Regions from separate parts of the Homo sapiens genome. Here region 2 is linked to region 1. Evidence: read pairs that join two places in POLR2A ChIA-PET (ENCODE). Cell type or tissue: MCF 10A. All regions are shown on one strand.

The links. Peaks named below come from ENCODE experiments on the same cell type or tissue, not always from the same donor. Only the 100,000 strongest peaks of a DNase experiment are listed, where the experiment ranks them.
Region 2: POLR2A ChIA-PET joins it to region 1 with 5 read pairs; 14 of 35 experiments call an interaction of 5 or more read pairs at or near these places.

Annotation. Positions count from the first base shown.
Region 1 is chr17:39,143,127-39,145,626 of GRCh38, forward strand. All of the region lies in intron 1 of PLXDC1 (plexin domain containing 1), which reads right to left. Among named protein-coding and RNA genes, the nearest start is that of PLXDC1, 7.3 kb to the right of the region's middle. In MCF 10A, no CTCF peak of the experiment used is centred here; a DNase peak (open chromatin) is centred at 1,525.
Region 2 is chr17:39,040,018-39,042,517 of GRCh38, forward strand. It overlaps the pseudogene LRRC37A11P. Among named protein-coding and RNA genes, the nearest start is that of LINC02079, 14 kb to the left of the region's middle. In MCF 10A, no CTCF peak of the experiment used is centred here; no DNase peak of the experiment used is centred here.

The sequences.
Region 1 (2,500 bases):
AACTCCTTCTCCAAATAAATAAATAAACAACACAAAAACCATCCTTTTCCACTTCAAAAAGATTTATGCCCCCCAAAGCTGTGGCTTTTATTGTCATTCTAATGGTCACACCTACTATGGATGTATATATGAGAACAGACCATCAGATAGGTGGATCTGACATTCCCCACCTATGACCCTCTTCCATTTCAGGCCCACCCTGTGTCAGATACCTGTCTCAACCTCTGCCTTCCCCCAGCCCACTCCCCAGAGCTCCTGGATGTGGCTCTCCCTCTCCTAGAGCACCTACGTGTGCGACTATGTGCCTATCTCCCTGGTAGATTTGAGTTCCCCCAGGATTCTCTCCACCTTCTTCAAATTTGGCATGTCCAGCAAACAGCAGGTGCTCCATCACTGCAGAATTGAGGACGCAGTGCATAGGGTAGCTCCTGGGAGCCAGCAAGGACAGAGGTTGAGACCAGGCTTGGCCAGGCCCAGGCCTGGGGCTGAGGCCAGAACTCCGCTGTGGGGCCCTGCTTTGTCATTAGACATTGTATCCAATTAAGTCATTCTTGGCTGCTGGCGCCTACTGGACCCTTGCCGGCCCCCTCTCACTTCTCTGCCCCTAATAGCAACCAGATGCTGCTGGAGCACGTGGGGAGGAGGGCAGTCCCCAGACCCCTTCCCCAAGATGCCCACTGGCTGCCCACAGATGGACATGAGTCCAGGGCTGGGAAGGCAGCCTGCCCACTGCCCAGGCCCAAGCCAGGGCTGTCTGGTCTCTCTTGGGTGGGGCCCACAGCTGCTTCTGGAGACAGAGCTGTTTGTGCTGGGCTGGTCTGCCCAGCTCCCCAGGTCTTCCTGCAAGCAGCCCTGGGGCCTGGGCAGGAGCCAGAACAGGATAGAGCGGGTAGTGAACAAGTGGAGGGGCTCAGCGGCCCAGAGAGGAGTGTTGGGGATCTTCAGGATTCACAAACCTGGAGCCGAGACAGGAGGCGGGATGGTGGAGGCCTGCAGCCCGGGGAAGGACAGGGAGGGGGCCCAGCTGGGGGTGGCCAGGGAAGAGACACTGGGTTGACCTCCACACCCAGTCTTGCCACTCACAAGTTATGGGACCTTAGCCCCATCAGTTTTCCTCTCTAATCCTCAGCTCCCTAGTGACTCAAATGGATTTGACGATGGTGCCCACAGTACAGGCTGCCATAAGCGTCAAGTGAGAAACACAAATGAGGTTTTATAGAGAGCTCAGGCCAGGGTAAGAGGTAAAGAGTCCATGAAAGAGGGCAGGGCGAGGGATGGAGAGGGAGCTTGACCAGGACCCTGGCCTACCCTGGCCTAGCCCTGAATCTTACTCTTCCAACCCATACTACATCTGTTTCCTGGCCACCCTTCCTTCCCTGTTGCCTGGGACAGGACGTCATCCCCACGACTCATGAAAGAAGCCAACACAGCTGGTTGCTCACGTGTATGTGCAGGGGCCCACGTGCCTGTGCACATGCCCACAAAGACTTTCCTGAAAGCCTCGGCCTTCCCGTATGTGCTCACACACAAGTTGGACACCTGCCCAACCCTCAGCCACTCCTCACCCCACCTGCCTTCCACTGGAGAGAGCTCCATTTTCCCTGGACCCGTTCCCCGCCTGCATGTGTTGCCAAGGAGCTTCCGGAACACAAGCTGTTCATTCATTGATTCACTCACTCATGGCCCCAAGTAGTGTGCAGTCCAGTGGGATGCCATAATAATCACCCTAGTAATAAAAATGATAGCTGACTTTCAGAGAATGCTGCTCTGTGCTAGCACTATTCCAGGGGCTTTAAACACATCCACCCCCTTAATCCCCACAATAATCCCATGAAATAGTTACTAGTTTAAAATCCATTTTACAAATGGAGAAACTGAGGCACAAAGACGTTAAGGAACCTCCCAAGGTCACAGAACCAGTCCATGGCAGGATCTGAACTCAGGCAGGCTGGCTCCAGAGCCTACTCAGAACCACAGAAAGTGCAGTAAAAAGTGACCGACAATCCCCACTGTTTCCCAGGGTGCAGGGGCAGCCCCGGGGTGGGGCTGGCATGTGGGCTAGGTTCTTGGAGGGCCCTACTCAGGCTGCCATTGGGCCTGAACCTGAGAGCTTCCCTGGGAGACTGTGTCCCCCAGCATGCAGGGTACAGCCCAGCAGTAGCGTCCCAGTCCCCTCAGCTGGCACTGGTCCCATTTCAGGGCAAGGGGGAATGGGGCTGACCTCAGGAGGCCAGGTTGTGCGGCCCCAGAGCCTGGGCCAAGCCATCCTCATCTCACCCAACACCCAAACTTGGCATCCCAGCCCTGGGCCACCCCATAGCTCAGGTTACCACAGCCTCTATCCTGGGTCAGCCTCCACCCTTAATGCCCTAGAGCTAATCTCCCCCACCATAGCCAGGACAAGCCACCTAGAGGGTGAACTTGATTCCATCTCTCTCCGGCTTCCAGCTCACCTGTCCCTGGCTCATCCTGTCCCACAGGCTGAGAAAAAGAGGAGAAG
Region 2 (2,500 bases), 100 kb before region 1:
ACCTTCCCAAAAAAGATTTGGGTCCGGGCACGGTGGCTCACGCCTGTAATTTCAGCACTTTGGGAGGTCGAGGTGGGAGGATCACCTGAGGTCAGGAGTTTGAGACCAGCCTGGCCAACATGGTGAAACCCTGTCTCTACTAAAAATACAAAAATTAGCCAGGCATGGTGGCAGACGCCTGTAATCCCAGCTACTCGGGAGGCTGAGGCAGGAGAATCTCTTGAACCCGGGAGGCGGAGGTTGCAGGATCATGCCACTGCACTCCAGCCTAGGCGACAGAGCAAGACTCTGTCAAAAAAAAAAGAGAAAAGAAAGATTTGAAAAAGTTGCTTTAGTAGAATGAAAGGAATTAAAGTTAACTTCAGATTGTTGCCTAAAGGAGAAGAAAATATAGACTACCTACATTAATTTGAATATCATTAATCCAGAATTTTTTGATAATTTAATCTAAATTAAATTAACATTTATATATTAAATAATAAGCAGCTGAATTATATAAATAATATTATCAAGAATATTAAGCTACCAAAAGAATAGCCTGGTATTAAGGATTTCATTTCAGGAATTGTTATATTAAAACAGATGTTTAAAATGATGGTTAAGTGGTATAGCTAGAGTGTTTATAGTAAGTAAGCATATCAGAAATGCCCCTAACTCTTCACTAATTACAAAATAACTATGTCCTCAGCCCTGTTACCAAGGAAGGGATACCTGCATAGTATTTCTGTCTGTTTAGAGATAAGAAGATACTATGTTCATTGCTATGAAAGCTGGATTTTTATCCTTTGCCCATGGTTTAGAGGTGTGTATGTCATTAATCCTCATTAAGCTCATTAGTGATGCTTTTTTGCAGACAGATTCTTTCAAATGTAGAAGGCTTAAGGAAAGTGGGTGTAAAGACCCTCAGGTGGATGCCAAAGCGCTACAGAGGCCATGAAGTAATAAAACTATATTTCCTTTAAAATAGTCATTTTCCTTCTACTCACTGCCCCAGCTATTCATTTATTTTATAAATATGTGAGTTCATTTTATTTCCATGTGTCAGTTTTAAACATGGTGGGCAACGCAGATGAGCAAGAGCTAGTCCATGCTTTCAAGGAGTTTATGCTCAGAAGAAATGGGATGAAAAATAAGTACATTCAAAAGAAGAAATGGATGTGGGCACTAGGAGGGATACATTGTTTCTGGAGCATAGAAGAGAGGAGATTGACTTCAATTTGGACCCATGAAGATGTTACTAGAACAATGCCATTTGAATAGGACTTTGAAGGGCTGCTGCGTCACATCAGACAAACATGTTGGGGAAAAGATTCTAAACTTGCAAAAGGAAAATGGGAGAGGGGCAAATCACAGGAAAGTATTTGAGGAATACCATGAGTACCTGTAGAGTACAAGGAGGGAGAGTAGGAAATTGGAGCCAGATCTTCTAGGGCTTTGAATGTCAAGCTAAGGGGCCATCATACGGACCAGTGTTATCACAGCAGTGCTGTGAGATAGAGCTGCATCACAATCACTGGGAGGTCGCGTTAGAACTCAGTTCTGCACTCTACCCTCGCAGTTACTGATTCAGTTGGTCTAGAGTGGGACCAAAAATTTGCATCTTCAGTAATTTCCTAGGAGATGCTGATCTTTGCAAGCCACTTCTGGAGAGTTTATCTGATGACTGTGTGCAGGATGGTTTAGGAAGGGAGAGACTAGAGATGGAGACATCAGCCAGACAACGTTACACCATCCAGGTAAAGAGGGAGGGACAAGCTGACAAGCTGGAATCAATGGAAGTAAGAGTTAACTGGAGTCAAGAATGGGTGTTGACTACAACCGTTTTTATTTGAAAAATAAAAATCTAGTTCCATGTTGTTTTGTTGCCCCATCACTGTATAAGTGAAGAAATTGCTTTCATGGAATATTAAAGCAATATGAAACCAAAAAAGAATTTATATTAATATGACAGAAATTAATTATATTAATATGATTTGAATTAGTTCAAAGTTATGTATTAGTTAAAGGGGTAACTTCCTTTCAGATGATGTGAAAGGATGTCTTTTATTTCTTCTGATATTGAACTGGCTTAGGAAAACAGACCTAAACTAGGAAGGTGAGACTATTCCTTTTAATATCAGAAACTATATATAAGGATAAAAACTTTGAGCTTACAATCTAGGATTTGATGAGACTACAAAAGGTCATCTAATCAAGTCTACTGCTCTCAGGAAAAATTAATTCCAAAGTCTATCAAGATCTATAGTTGTATATTTTATTTATTAAAACTATGAAGGTGAGACTCTAGGAGAGGTACTGGCAGGGTTAGGGACTCTGGGAAGTTCAAATACAAGTCTAAAGATTTAGAGTTTAGACGAAAACCATGTATTCAATGTTACTCTAAACCCTTCCTATTTATTCCTACTAATTTGACATCTAATAACTAATCAAGGCAATATTTTCCTTTTACTTTTCCTAGAGATTTATCCTGCAATAAAATACAGCCTATTGAAAGACATAC